Regions from separate parts of the Homo sapiens genome. Here region 2 is linked to region 1. The links are chromatin loops, found by intact Hi-C in ENCODE. Cell type or tissue: heart left ventricle. All regions are shown on one strand.

Region 1 (8,000 bases):
GGAAGTCAAAAGATAAAATTGTATTTGAATGTCTGTCTGCGCAATTTATGGTAATAATGAGGCCTAATGAGGTTGTTAGAAAGATAAAATGTTATTTACCAAAAAACCTGATGGGATAATTTGACTTGCTGTGTTTTACTACTGATTATAAAAAGAATATCGATTGCAAATAAATCAGCGCCTCTAAATGCCTGCAAACAGCTAGTGTTTGCTCCCTCCAGATCAAAGTCAAACTTAAGAGATGAAGTAACTGAGAAGAGGCCTAGGATACTGAACCGGTTCCCCTCCTGGCCGCCGGTGGCTCCCAGCCCTTGCGTTAATATTTTACAGGCTAAGCCTTCCTTTTGTATTAAAAAAAAAAATGGTGTTTTTGTTATTGTTGTCGATGATGGCCGGGATTAAAATTTTAAATTACCTGTCACCTCTAAAGACCTTTTAATGTGGGTAAACCATTATATGCAGATTAATTTGGAAGGCAAAGGACTGTGCTTTCGTTTTAAATTGCTGGCGGATTTAGACCGGTAGAAAACCCGGGATGGTTTATTTTGATTGAGCCCCCTCTGGGTGGCAGAGAGGAGGCTTGGGCTCTGGGCCCTTTACGTTTGGAGAAATGGCTTTATCAGCTCAGTTGAAAGGTTTTTCCCTCTAGCTAGTGAAAGATAAACTTGGAAATGCAGGTTTCTCCAGCGGTTGGTGGTGGGGACAGGGGTCGCCTAGGGAACTTGCAGGGGCCGCGGCCTCTGTTGTGCTCTTCTGGAGAGTGCACTGTTTGTGGAACTTTTCTAGAGTGGCAAAAACGATCTCCACTGTCGGTGAAAGGGCAGTTCCTGAAGTCAGCTCATGGTCCTGGCTCCCCTTCTCCCCAGCAGTGAACTGGGGGTGACTTCCTGATCTGCCCAGCACAGGAGAGCCCCGCAAAGCGCCTGGGAGGCCCTCGAGTCCATTGAAGCGGCTGCTTCCCACTCTCCCGTCTTGGGGACTCATGTCTCTCTCTCTCTCTCCCTTTCTCTCTCCACTTCCCTCCTCTCTCTCCTCGATGGATCTGCCCTGTGGCTTCAGGGCTCGCAGTATGAACTGAAGGACAACCCTGGGGTGCACCCCGCCACCTTCGCAGCCCACACGGCGCCGGCTTATTACCCCTACGGCCAGTTCCAATACGGGGACCCCGGGCGGCCCAAGAACGCCACCCGCGAGAGCACCAGCACGCTCAAGGCCTGGCTCAACGAGCACCGCAAGAATCCCTACCCCACCAAGGGCGAGAAGATCATGCTGGCCATCATCACCAAGATGACCCTCACGCAGGTCTCCACCTGGTTCGCCAACGCGCGCCGGCGCCTCAAGAAGGAGAACAAGGTGACATGGGGAGCGCGCAGCAAGGACCAGGAAGATGGAGCGCTCTTCGGCAGCGACACCGAGGGCGACCCGGAGAAGGCCGAGGACGACGAGGAGATCGACCTGGAAAGCATCGACATTGACAAGATCGACGAGCACGATGGCGACCAGAGCAACGAGGATGACGAGGACAAGGCCGAGGCTCCGCACGCGCCCGCAGCCCCTTCTGCTCTTGCCCGGGACCAAGGCTCGCCGCTGGCAGCAGCCGACGTTCTCAAGCCCCAGGACTCGCCCTTGGGCCTGGCAAAGGAGGCCCCAGAGCCGGGCAGCACGCGCCTGCTGAGCCCCGGCGCTGCAGCGGGCGGCCTGCAGGGTGCGCCGCACGGCAAGCCCAAGATCTGGTCGCTGGCGGAGACAGCCACGAGCCCCGACGGTGCGCCCAAGGCTTCGCCACCACCACCCGCGGGCCACCCCGGCGCGCACGGGCCCTCCGCCGGGGCGCCGCTGCAACACCCCGCCTTCCTGCCTAGCCACGGACTGTACACCTGCCACATCGGCAAGTTCTCCAACTGGACCAACAGCGCATTCCTCGCACAGGGCTCCCTGCTCAACATGCGCTCCTTCCTGGGCGTTGGCGCTCCCCACGCCGCGCCCCATGGCCCTCACCTTCCTGCACCTCCACCACCGCAGCCGCCGGTCGCTATTGCCCCGGGGGCACTCAATGGAGACAAGGCCTCGGTCCGCAGCAGCCCCACGCTCCCAGGTACAGCTCCAGGCCGCGTCCACCTGTCCCCTAGCTGGGAATGCAGAGGCCTGGCTAGGTGTGGTAGCGTGGGGTGCAGCATGAGCCGGGAGGGTACCAGGCAGTGGCCGCTGAGCCCTGGGGCTGCGCTTAATCCCTGCTTCAATTTAGAAAGCCAGACAAGGCCCTAGGGCTCTCCCAAGAGAGCTTTGCCCTACCGGCGGGCCTGCTACGGGGTGGTGGTGGGGTGAGGGGTGACGTTTTTCGGCGAATCTGCCTGGGCAGCCGGCAGAAGTTGGTGGGAAGGAGGCCTGGGACCTCTCCCGCCCGTCTCTCCGTCCTAACTCTGCCTCTTCCGATCTCTCGCAGAGAGAGACCTCGTCCCCAGGCCAGATTCGCCGGCACAGCAGTTAAAGTCGCCCTTCCAGCCGGTACGCGACAAGTGAGTGCTGTTTGCTTTTGCTATGGGAGAAGGCGGTGGGGAGGGGGGAGGAGGAGTGGTCGGGACCCGGGCGGAGCTGGCTGGGTGGCGGTGGGGGTCGCGCAGTCCTAGTTGAAGGAGCGCTCCCCGCCAGCCCTGGGCGCCGGGCGAGCCGAGGAGACTGGAGTTTCTCCCCAGCCGGGAGCCGCGCTGGCTGTCGACCCCGCCCCCAGGGCTCCGCTACTGGAACCGGCGTCGCCCGGCGCTGCGTCCCCCACTCACAGTGCCCCTGTCTTCTTGTCTCGCTGTGTTTCCCATGCAGCTCTCTGGCCCCGCAGGAGGGAACGCCGCGGATCCTAGCAGCCCTCCCGTCCGCCTGATTAAGGGTCTTCTTTTACTTTTGCGGGGGGGAGGGGGGAGGAGTTGGGGAGGGAGGGAATGTGGGAGGAATTAAGACAAATATTTCAGACTGGTGTAAAGGACAAATATGACAACGACGTCAAGGACTCGCATCCGTCGCTTTCTGCAGAAAGGGGCTTCTTCGGTCCCGAGCTCGCGTCCAGGTGGCCAGGCCTCTGCCGGCGGCTCCAGTGGCTGCGATTATCGGGTTCGGTAAATGCCCCCACGTGCTTGTGTCTCTTTCCCCCCTTTTCTGTATATAGAGTGGTTTCAGATTGTAAATAGCGCGTCAGCGAACTTGTCTAAATCATATATTTTTGTCTAATAAACTAAATGAAATGACACCCCCTCCCCGCTCCTGCTGCTGTGTGCCTGTCCAGCGTGTGTGTGAGTGTGTGTTTGTGTGTGAATGTGTGTGTGTGAGTGTCTGTGTGGCAGAAACAGAGACAGAGAGAGAGAAGTGGGGGATACAGGGATCCTGGAACCCTGGGTGGGACCCAAGGGTCTGTGGCTGGGGGAGATGGGCTTCTCAATGGGGGCCTTTAGAGACTGTTGCCACCCAAGACGCAGGTGCTTTAAACATCTCTTCGTTGTTTGTGGTTGTTGTTGAATTTTTAAATATTGTCACTGTGGCAGTTTCTTGCTGGCAGTTCAATTGCTTTCACGAACATTTTTCTGAGACATAATTTTCTCAGGACATAAATAAGTTCAATTTGAGGCAGTTTTACAAAACGATTTTATAACGTCGGTAAAAACAGAGGAAAAAGAATTTTTATTGCGACCCCAGAGGAGAACTTCGGATTAGAAACCAGTTTACAACTAGTTGTCTCAACGGCGCATCGTGGCGCCTGGTCGTTTTCTGAGTTGAGTGTGAAAATAATGGAGTATCGCTTTGCATGTATTTTTAGTGATTCGGTTAAATCAAACACGGGAAGAAATTGGAAGGCTCTTTAAAACTCCACAGATGGGCCAGCCGGGATGCGGTGCGGGGCTTCTCTGCGGTGTGAGGTGTGAACGAGGGGCTGAGGCTGTGGTGGGAAGCGAGAAAGAGGAGGTGGCTTTGGTCTCCCAGGGAAGCCCCTTTACACTTGGGCTCCACGGACTGCGTCCTTTGCCCTCAGGCGCGCGCACCGCGGGAGTCCAGAGCAAATTGCCCTTAGATGGCCGCGGCCGGGCAGCGGGGAGGCAGCTGGGAGCAGCGATGTTGGGAAACACTCGCAGCGGGGCTGGCCTCGGGCGCGCGCGAGTGGGGAAAGGCCTAGGAGCCTGGACATCGCTGCGGATCCGGGACATCAGCATCAGTGGGTTCGGAGCGGGACGCGCGCCACGCGCCGCAGCAGGCACCTTCAGGAGGCTTTGCGGACCCGGCGCGGGGCCTTCAGGGCGCAGGCGACTCAGCGTTGAATGCGTGAAAACTGAGCCAGCAAACATTTCCAAAACTGCCAGCGAGGATGTGGGCTGCCGGGAAAAACGGTCTAGTGGGGACAGGGCCGAGTCCCGAAGTCAGAGCCGAGTCCCGAGGTCAGAGCGGCCGTCCTCCGCTCGCACCCCCAGCCTGTGACCCGCCCTTCCCGGCTTGCTCGAGACCCACTGGCGCCAGTGCTGCGCGTGGGGACTCCGTGCATGGCCGAAGCGAGGGGGAAAGTCGGGGCGCTGGTGTCTTTTCAGAGGTTCCAGGAAAGAGGGAGGCTCGCGTTAGGACTAGGAGGTGCCAGTCCACGGCTCCTACCCGCTCCCGACGCCCGCATCCTTCTACAGCCCTCCACCCCGTTCCTGGTCCCTGTAGAGGGGAAGGTCCTCTCCCTGCCCCGAGGCGGGAGGAAAAGCGGCGAAGAGGAGGCTCGAAGGGCGCCGCGTAGGGCAAGTGGGCCGAGGACACCGGGGGCGCGTCGGGGAGCGGGGAGTGGGCGGGGTGGGATGAGGCAGGGAGGAGCCGGGCCGGAGCGGAGTGGAGTGGACCGCGGGCGGACGGACTCGGGCCGGGCCCCGGGGAGCAGCTCCGCAGTCGGAATGGACGTGCTCCAGGCGCCCTCTATGGTCCGAAAGCGGAATGCGGCCTTGAGCAGCGCCCATCTCGCTCCTGGGGTGTGGGGGCAACTCTGGGGGCGCTGGGCCTTGGGGCTCCGTGGGCACGAGCCTGCATTTGTAGTGATGGGAACCAATTTGTGTTCCAAGGCTGCACCCACTGGTTCTTTTTGTGTGTTTTGGGGGAGTGCCGGGCCTGCAGGTTAGGCTACTGGCATTTGGAGGGAGTGGGCACTGGGCTCTACGTGGGGTGCTCTTACTGTCCAGTGCCTTCCTTGCTAAATCAGAGAGGTGTTTCTCATCTGCCCTCGGCCCTAGTCCTTCATGGATCATCAGAGCCCTGGGCTCATCATTCCAGAGGTTCTGCAATGGGGCCCTAGAGCCTACTTTGACTGCTGGGCCCAAATGGATCTTGTGTCCTTAGCCAAATCGTGTCTCTAGAGAGACTTGACCAGCTACGCCCTTCGCCTCTGGTGAGGAATTGTGTTCCCAGCCACAGAGACATGCTGCTCCAGCAACCAGTGTGCTGGGAGATGCCTTCTGGGTGACGCTGGAAACAGCAGGTTGGATTCAGGTGGGCCAGGTAGAGTTCTCTGCCCCTGGGCAAGCTCAGCTCTTTATTTCCCTGAATCAAATTGGATGGTCTGTGCTGGCGCCTGCTGCTTTGCACACCCCTATTTCCACCCTTTCCTGATTTTTTTGTCAATGCAAGACATTTGGGAACCCCCCCCACCCCCACAAGAACTGCTGCTGAGGTGGCTCGGCCAGCACGTGCTCATCCTTGGGAGTCCTGGCTACTGAGCTGCGTGGCCTAGAGTCATGAAAGGTCTGTGCACCTTCCTGAGAGCTAGGTTTTCCATACAAGGAAATCAGATCGCCAGCCTCAGAATTATTTTTCTCCAGTGAAAAGCTAAAATGAATTTGTGATGGAGCACTGAAGGCATTTTTGTCCTTTGGGCACTATTTGTTTACATCTTTCTGGCCACGGGAGCCATCTAGGTGTGCAGGCTCCCATGGGAACACCCCACGTGCCTGGTGCTTCAGCTCCTGAAAAATCTGGAGTGGACATAGAAAATCCACAAATATCCTTTGCTTCTAAAAACAAAGCCCTGTTAGTTCTGGAGGAGCTTTCTGCCTGAGGAAAGGGGCTTCCCTACCTCAGCAGTGCCCAGGATGGTTTCAGAGGTGGCAGCTGCTCTGTGGCCAGCAGGGAGGAGACAGTCCCTGAACAGACTAAGGGGAGATTGTCCACAGGACCAATTTCCAGACATTTCTTGTCATCAGAAATGGGTTTCCTATAGAAAAGTTCCCTTTTCTGGTTATACTGGGCTTTTTCTGGAGGGGTGTGTGTGTGTGGGGGGGGGAACAAGACACAAATCTGGTCCCGGGCTCCCGCGTTCTGTGTTACAGCCCTGGCAGCCCCAGCCCAAAGGTTGAGCTGGAGTCTCTGAAATCTCCCTGCTCCCACCATCCTGCCCACCGCCCTCTGATCAATTTCATTCACCAGCACATTTATCTCGCCTGCAATATGGGGAATTCATATTCATATCTTGGTTTTAGTGGTCTGACACTGATTAATGTAATACGCGCCTCGGCTCCAAGGGGTGCGCCACCGATGAATCATGCCCTATAAAGTTTCAGTCGTCCTTGTAGATGGGACTCTGCCAGAGAGCAAGGAAGCTGGAGTGAGGGAGGGAGGCAGAAAGGAGAGAGGACACGGTGGGTCACAGCACCCAGGGGTACCTGGGACAGGCACTGGCCTTTGGCTTTTCAACATGGAGGATTCAGGCAGGCCCTGTCCTCTCTGCTTTTGAATCTCTTGCCTGAGAGGGGAATCCTAATTCCACCCTCCCCTGCCCAACCCAACCATGATGCCAGTGGGTCGCTGGTGCCTCCTCTCACAGAGGCAAGGTCTAGGGTGGGGTTGGGGATTCCAAGTGGAGATGGGGTTTGTGGACTTCGACTTGGGAAGAGTGGACCACTGAATGCACTTCTCAAAATGACAGGGCCCTGTTTGTTGGTGGGGACTGCAAGTTGGAGGTCAAAAAAAAAGGGAAGGTAGCAGAGCCTGGGGAGGGTCGCCTGCAAGGCTGGGGGAGCATTGGCCCCACGGAGGAGCGGAGCTTCGTGGTGCCCTTGTGGAAAGAACTTGCAAGGCCAGAGGAACCTCCAGTGGTCAGTGGCCACTGCCTCTGCAACGCGGGCCACACCACAGGACCCAGCACTGCCATAGGAGTCAGCCAGGCTCTGAGCCCTCCAGAAAGGAAAGGGAGGCTTTGGGGAGCCACACACTGAGCGTGCTCCCAATGCCTGGTGACTTCTCTGTCCCCACAGAGGGCCCTGCCATCTCACTGGCCCCGAAGTCAGCATGTGGCACCAGGTGGGGAGGGAATGTGGGGTGGCCCTGGGGCCGTAAGTCCAAGTTGGGGGCCGGGAGACAGGGCAAACAGTGGAGGGGGCGCATTCTGGGGGAATTAAGAAGCCCACCCACCTTTAGGTGTCCCTTGAGCCAGCGAGCGTGGGGAATGCGTAGATGTGTGGAAGGAGAGCTCCCCACTCAGGGCACCCAGCCGCCTCTCCCACCCGGAGACTTTTTCTGTGACTTGGCCGCCGACCCTGGCGCATGGACAACCCCAGAGCAATAGGAGCGGCTCCAGGGAGAGGCCATGCTTTCCAGGTCTTCTCCGGCACTCCCCACAAAGCCAGCGACTCCAATTATGACTCCTGAGCTGAGAGGCCTGCCAAGGTCATCCCACGGGGGCTGCTGGCCGCCTTTTGTACCCGGTGACTGGCGGCTGGACGCGGATCCCCTTCCCTCGCCCCAGAATGACGTCTGAAAATGGACCTCTTAGGGCGAGCGCGGACGGGGCCAGATGCCAAGGCGGTCCCGGCCCGGTGACTTCAGCACTGCGAGCCCTGGGCCTGGGGGCCCCGAGTATTTTGAGGGGCCCAGGAAAATGGTTTAATTTTTTTCGTATAAAAATACCCGGTAATTTTTGGGTCGAAGAAAATGTGTTAATGTCTATCAATATATTCATCTTCATACCAATGGAGTGGTAAAACAAAATTTTTAATAAGTTT
Region 2 (8,000 bases), 1.4 Mb before region 1:
GTTATCTGGGGAAGTATGTCCCAGGGACTGGCAACCCTGTGGGCCTGGGTAGAAGGAGGGAGGGAGGCTGTAGACTGTGATGCCAGGGAAGTGGGGGTGGGGCTGGGGCTTGGGCGGGACCCCGGTTTCTGACCCTAAGCCATCCAAGGACCCTGGAGGTCTTGGGCCCCAAGGAAGGAGCCCTGACTTACTGGGAAGGGTTGAGAATGGGCTGTACGGGCCAGGCCCGGATGGAGCAGGGAGGCCGGGGGAGTAGGGTGCCTCATGCAAGTGTGGGAGGCGCTGCCCATCACGGGGCCTTGGCCATGGGGATGATGAGAAATGGCTGGGTTGGGTTTCCTTTGACGTTTTGAGTAGAAGATGCTGAGCTTAAATCATGAACCCTGGAGCACTGCTCTGGTTCTGGGGCATGGAGAGGAGGTAAGATGTCACGCCAGGGCATGGAGGGGAGGTGAGACGCCGCGCCCGGGCACGGAGGGGAGGTGAGACGCCGTGCCGGGGCATCAATGGGAGGTAACGCATGTGCAGAGGCCACGCTGGGCTTCACCAGCAGCTGGTCAGAAGAGGCTGCCCTTCTTTGGGGCTTGTTAGCACCCCTGAAAGAAAGAAAAATGAGATAACAATAAAAAGAGCAATGCAAACCAAGTTAGAAATCAACATGCCTCCCAAAACTGTGCCCCTTTTCACCAAATGGAAACGTGAGACCAGCAGAGGAGCCCCTGGTGCTGGCCCCGTCGTCTCTGCCGAGCCGAGCACCAGAGTCGGCTGCGTGTCCACAGCCATGACTGTTCTCCAACGAGAGGAGAACGGAGGCCTTGGAGGAATCCTCAGAGTCATCCTGAGGAACCTCAGAAGTTGGGAAATTCTGCCACTGCCGTCCGGTTTTGCCCCTGTACACACTGCGGCCCCATTAATCCGTGTGGCGTCCCCAGATCAGCCACAGCCACCACAAGTACGTGGCGACTTGGCCGCGGGCACATTCATGCAGATGAAATGGGAATTTAACAACGTCTCAGGGCGAATGCCTGTTGTCCTTTTTTTTAAGTGTGTCACATGATCGCGCTGTGTGACATCGCAAATCTCCATCTCGGCTTTGTTGGCCTCTATGCATGAATAATTTTCCCAGTGCTTGTTTTTAGTGCAGCCAGAAAAAGAGCGCATTACCGGCGCGCAATCTCTTGTTGTCCGCGATCAGCATTCTGTGGGTCTGAGCTGGCTTACAACGGTGTAAAGACCCCAGCGGCATGTGTTATAATATATGAGCCATTGTCCCCCTGAAGAACGCACGAAAGAAAGAGCATTGTTCTACCAGGGAGCAATTCAGCGGGTTTTTCCCAGAGACTCTTGGGTCAAGTTTTTATAGGCCTATTTGATTTTCAAATTCTTCCTTACGCTCTTTCCTCTCCGCGCGCATAGTGTCCAAACTTGTCTACATTCACTTCCCATGTTCCGTGCATGGTAGATGGCCTTTAAAAAGAGTATCTCAAATAAGTCTTTATTCGTGTTTTGTTGGGTCTCACTCTGTGTTTTCATGAACTCCGGCCCCAGCCATGGCAACTGCAAGAAAATGTTAACAATGATTGACAGGATTAGAAAAGCCTCCGTCCCTATCCGCATTTCAAACACTTTGGGAACAATGGTGTTTGGTGTGATTGAATTAATGAGATACCATGGGCTGTCAAAAGAGCACACAGACTTTACATAAACCTGATTATCTTTGCATGGCAGAAACGGAAAAAAAAATATAGGGGAGAGTGCAGTTTGGCTTTCACGCCTACCTCCAAAGGAGCTTGGAAGGCCGGGCCTGCTCCGTCAGAGGGGCCGCTCAGCTGGCCGGGCCTCCCTCCGTCGGCATACATCAGCCATGGTATTTAACAAGTCTATTCAGGAAACCAGGCCCCAAACAGCCTTCTTTCACAACTCGGCACCTCTGTGGGTTTTTTTTTTTTTTTTTTTTTTTTTTAAATTTTCCCTGGGAGCCATTGTTCAAGAACACATTTCAACAATTAGACCTGAGCCTGCGGCCCCTGCCCCGTCCTCACCCTGCCAAGAGGCGGAGGCCTGGGTCCCGACCATCACAGTGTTTAAAGGTCGGGCCTAGCCGGTGCAGACGTTAAGTCATGGAGGACACCAGCAAGAACCCTGTTTATGGATGGGCGTCCGCTCTGATGATCAGGAGTTCTGCGTGGTGCCTGAAGTCCTTGGCTGAAGCTGCGTGTTGTATTGGGGAAATGAGGATGAGCCTCTAAATATGATTCAGTTTCTTACAGAGAGCAGAGCGACCATCTCCCTTCTGGGACACCTTCCACTGAGAGAGCACCTGAACCGGGCTTGCAAAGTTCCCTGTGAAAAGCCCCCAGAGCTGAGAGCAGGTACATAATCCCATCTCATCATTTACAGATATGGCTTAGGCACCCAGAGAGCACCAGCGACTCAGCTGGTGGAGACCCACAAGGCTTGGGAAGAGCGGTGGCTCCTGGGTCTGCACCTCACCGCCTGTGCTGGCACCATCTTAAGAGTAAAGCTCACTCAAAGTCACAAAGAAGCAAGTGAGCAAAGGGATACGGGAGACTGTCTTCCAGCCCCAGCACAGTCCCTGAGCACCTTTGCTTCTGCAGCTGCCATTGTGGCTCACAATCACGGAGCGACGTCTGAGAGCAGCCACACCAGTTGAGATCACGGAACTATGTCTGAGAGCAGCCATGCCAGTTGAGAAGGCCACGCTGCTCCACTCTAGTAAACACCACGCAAAGTAGAGTGAGGAAGGACCAGGGAAGAGAGCGGCATCTGCAAAACTAGGGCGGATCTCAGCTGTGCCCACCACATGCTGCTGGTCACCTTTCCTGCAGAGGCAAGAACCCAAGCCGGCTTTCCAGTCACAGAACAGTTCCACAGACACTTCGCTGGCCAGCGCCTCTACTTTATCCTCAGTCCACCGATTAAATGTGACAGGTGCACACACACAGGGGAGGAGGTGTAACTTGGGTCTTTGGACATGGCCCTTCTTTCCAGAGTGAACTTGGGGCTGCTAGAGCCTGGGTCCCTGTGGATGGGCGGCTGGAGGCCCGGAGGCCCCAGCACAGCTCTGGAGAAGTGCATGCTCCAGGATTGACATCTGCACCTGTGTGTGAAGCTCCTCTCCCCACTCCCTTTCAGAGCCTAAGAACAGCCTGGGGACTCTGAATTCATCCTTGGCATGACACCCGACAGCAAGGCCTGCTCCCGGCCCAGCCAGCAGATGTCCCTGTTTCACACAGGGTCCTGGATCCGGCCACCGTCCTCCCCGGCCGGCAGCATCCCAGGTCTGCTAACCCGCCGGACGGGGCAAGCGGGAAGGCCGCTTCAGCTCTTTCTCACGCAGAGGGGAGGGTGGGCTGCCCCCAGGAGCCAGAGAATCAGGGATTCTCTCATGGAGTTCCTGATCAGGAAAGCTACAAAGTGACAGCAGCGATGCTGTCAGTGGAAAGAGAAACGGAAATTTGTTGGGTATTGTATTTAAATTTTTACCTGCTTGGTAAAGTTACATTCAACACCAATAAAAAGGAACTGCACTCATACAGAAACTAAGTCCATACAGGAACTACTATATCCACGTTGGAACTATACTCATATAGGAAATATATCCATATAGGAACTACTATGTCCATATGGAAATGATACCCATCTAAGAAATACAGCCATATAGGAACAATAACCATATAGGAAAGATACCCATAGAGGAACTATATCCATACAGAAACGATACTCATACAGGAACAATATCCATATAGGAATGATACCCATACAGGAACTGTATCCATATAGGTATGATGCCAACACAGGAGCTATATACATATAGGAACAATATCTGTAAAGGAACTGTATCCATATAGGAATGATACCCATACAAGAACTCTATCCATATAGGAATGAAACCTATACAGGAACTGTATCCATATAGGAACGATACCCATACAAGAACTGTATCCATATAGGAATGAAACCTATACAGGAACTGTATCCATATAGGAACGATACCCATACAAGAACTGTATCCATATAGGAATGAAACCTATACAGGAACTATGTCCATATAGGAATGGTACCCATACAAGAACTGTATCCATATAGGAATGAAACCTATACAGGAACTGTATCCATATAGGAATGATACCCATACAAGAACTGTATCCATATAGGAATGATACCCATACAAGAACTGTATCCATATAGGAATGAAACCTATACAGAAACTATGTCCATATAGGAATGATACCCAAACAGAAGCTATATTCATATAGGAACAATACCCATACAGGAACTGTATCCATACAGGAACGATACCCCTAGAGAAACTATATCCCATACAGAAACGATAGCCATACAAAATCTATATCCATATAGGAACTATATTCATATAGGAACGATACCTGTCCAGGAACCATATCGATATAGGAACAATACCCATAGAGGAACTATATCCTTATAGGAATGATATTCATACAGGAACTGTAGCCATATAGGAATGATACCCATGCATAAACTATATCCATATAGGAACAATACCCATAGAGAAACTATATCCATATAAGAAAGATACCCATACAGGAACTATATCCATATAGGAACGATACCCATACAGGAAGTATATCCCTATACAGGAACTATATCGATATGGGAACAATATCCATACAGGAACTATATACATATAGGAATGATATCCACAGAAGAACTATATCTATATAGGGATAATACCCATACAGGAACTATATCCATACAGGATGATACCCATACAAGAATTACATCTACACAGAACTATACCCTTAGGGGAACTATATCCCCATACAGGAATAATACCCTTACAGAAATTATATCCATATAGGAATGATACCCATAAAGAACTATATCCATATAACAACGATATCCATACAGGAACGATATACATATAAGAACTATATCCATATAGGAACAATACCCATACAGGAACTATATCCATATAGGAGTGATAACCACACAGAAACTATATCCATATAGGAATGATACCCATAAAGGAACTGTACCCATATACAAATGATACCCATACAAAAATTGTATCCACATAGGAACGATACCCATACAGGCACTATGTCCATATAGCAACGATAACCATACAGAAACTATATTTATATAGGAATGATGCCTATACAGAAACTATATCCATATAGGAATGATACTTATACAGAAACTGTATCCATGTAGGAACAATAGCCATACAGGAACTATATCCATACAGCCACTACGTCCATATAGCAACGATACCCATACAGGAACTATGTCCATATAGGTATGATACCCATACAGAAACTATATCTATATAGGAATGATACCTATAAAAGAAACTATCCATATAGCAACGATACCCATACAGGAACTGTATCCATATAGGAATGATACCTATACAGAAATTGTATCTATACAGGAACTATACCCTTAGAAGAACTCTATTTATACAGGATGATACCCATACAGGAACTATATCCATATAGAAACGATACCCAGATAGGAACTATATCCATATAGGAATGATACCCATATAGGAACTACATCCATACAGCAATGATACCCATAGAGGAACTATACTCATGTAGGAACGCTACCCATACAGGAACTGTATCCATACAGGATGATACCCATACAGGAACTATATCCATACAGGAACTATACCCACACAGGAACTATATCCCTATACAAGAACAATACTCATACAGGAACTATACCCATATAGGAACAATATCCATACAGAAACTGTATTTATGTAGGAATGATATGCATACAAGAACTATATCCATATAGCAATGAGACCCATACAGGAACTGTATCTACAGAGGAACAATACCCATACGAGAACTATATCCATATAGGACCGATACCCATACAGGAACTGTATCCATATAGGAATGATACAATACCCATATAGGAATGTATCCATATAGGAATGATACCCCTAGAGGAACTATATCCCAGTAGGACTGATACCCATATAGGAGCTATATTTATAGAAGAACGATATCCATACAGGAACTATATCCATATAGGAACGATGCTCATAAAGGAACTATATCCATATAGGAATGATACCCACAGAGGGACTATATCCATATAGGAATGATTGCAATACAGGAACTATATCCATATAGGAATTATACCCATACAGGAACTATATTGATATAGGAATGATCCCATGTAGGAACTATATCCATATAGGAACGGTACCCACACAGTAACTATATCCATGCAGGAACTATATCTATACAGGAACTATATCCATACAGGAACTATATCCACACAGGAACTATATCCACACAGGAACTATACCCACACAGGAACTATATCCACACAGGAACTGTATCCATGCAGGAACTATATCCATACAGGAACTATATCCATACAGGAACTATATCCATACAGGAACTGTACCCACACAGGAACTGTACCCACACAGGAACTATACCCATACAGGAACTGTATCCATACAGGAACCCTGTCACACAGGAAAGGAACTCTCTGTCATTAGTCCGTGGAATCTATTTGTTAGTCTTGTACTTTTATGTTTAAAAATGTTTAGTTTTTACTTTTAGGAAAAATGATTGTCTCATTATAAATAATAAAGCTTGTTACAGAAAATTTTAAAAAGTTACAGTATTTAAGTTCTATTTTAAAATTTCATAATTTAACAATTGTGAAATTGTTTTATGTAATAGGGTAAAATATACATTAGAATTTGCTTTCACACCTTTATTTTATTGTGATGAAAGCTCTCTGAAAATTATTTTATTTTTAAGGTCACAAGATATTGCTGTTGTTCACCTTTTATAGATTTGTAAGTTGAAAGCTTGGCAAACAGGTTTTTTTTTAAAATTATACTTTAAGTTTTATTAGTCTATATCGTGATCTCTTTATGTTAAAGTCATTTTAGACACTTCTAGGCATTTGAGCTCCCAGAGACATGTCTGACTAGCGGTACAGCCTCAAAAACTTAATGTTGTTATTGAAATAATGCGGTTTCAGAATTTGGAACAAAAAATGTCCTTGAGATAAAACCCTTCACTCCAGTATTATCAAACGAATCTGTTAGGGCTTTTATAACTGTAGCTAATGTTTGCCGAGTGATTTAAAGCGAGCACATTCCAATAAAATAATATTTGTTACTAAAGAACTGTTTTAAGAAAGGGATTGAGACTGCTCTTTTCTGTGGAGTTTTATGAAACTGAGGCACAAATAATTTCCAGTGGGCACACAGAAGGTTTCACGGAAAGAACTCTGGACTTAGGTCTCCTGAGAGCCCATTGTCACTGCCGGTTCCTCACAGTGGAGTTGCAGTGCTATTTACATGTGGCTGGTTCTTCCTGCTTCACACTACGTTTCCTTGGGTTGGTCACACTTAAAAAATACTTTGGATGATTATAAAGCCTTTAAACAGACTTTCAAAGACTGCTGTCAGCACATTGAACTGCCTTGTTAGTTCAGGTAAGGCCCCCAGTGAGGAGGTGGATATCAGTCCTACTTGGATATAGTTTCTGTAGGAGTATCATTCCTATATGGATATAGTTCCTGTATGGGTATTGTTATGGGTGCTCAATGTCTGTCTCTGGTCGTGAGAGAGAAAGCCTTCCTCAGGACTGGCTCTTGTCACCCACCTGTCCAGGGCGGCCTCTGCCTCTTCATGCTGCCCCTTGTCCACCAGGTACCTAAAGAGGCTGCTCCAACCGCCCTTCTGGTCCTCTGGTTTCTGGTCAGGTCTAGCCAGTGAGGAGGTGGAGAGGCTGGAGGGTGTGCAGAGAGGGCCCAGGTGCCCAGCCCCCCAGAGAGGAGGCAGAGAGGCCAGAGGGTGGGCAGAGAGGGGCCTGGAGTCCATCCCCCCCATGAGGAGGCAGAGAGGCCAGAGGATGGGCAGAGAGAGGCCAGGTGTCCAGCCCCCCAGAGAGGAGGCAGAGAGGCTGGAGGATGGGCAGAGAGAGGCCAGGTGTCCAGCCCCCAGCGAG

The links. Peaks named below come from ENCODE experiments on the same cell type or tissue, not always from the same donor. Only the 100,000 strongest peaks of a DNase experiment are listed, where the experiment ranks them.
Region 2: a loop joins it to region 1, with 11 times the contacts of the local background. A loop is called at or near these places in 9 of 110 quality-filtered maps.

The regions. Positions count from the first base shown.
Region 1 is chr5:3,598,166-3,606,165 of GRCh38, forward strand. It overlaps IRX1 (iroquois homeobox 1), which reads left to right. Exons shown (of 4, transcript NM_024337.4): 2 at 1,060-2,095; 3 at 2,444-2,516; 4 at 2,818-3,238. The coding sequence ends at 2,875. It overlaps LOC107986399 (a long non-coding RNA gene), which reads left to right and starts at 7,395. Exons shown (of 2, transcript XR_001742554.2): 1 at 7,395-8,000. RefSeq lists enhancers at 530-1,192, 1,193-1,854, 2,518-3,178. In heart left ventricle, a CTCF peak has its summit at 4,937; DNase peaks (open chromatin) are centred at 1,566, 2,532 and 4,909; H3K4me3 peaks cover 416 bases; H3K27me3 peaks cover 8,000 bases.
Region 2 is chr5:2,204,905-2,212,904 of GRCh38, forward strand. No RefSeq gene overlaps it. Among named protein-coding and RNA genes, the nearest start is that of CTD-2194D22.4, 320 kb to the left of the region's middle. RefSeq lists enhancers at 1-3,362, 7,369-8,000. In heart left ventricle, a CTCF peak has its summit at 3,229 (motif pointing right); a DNase peak (open chromatin) is centred at 3,256; H3K27me3 peaks cover 2,760 bases.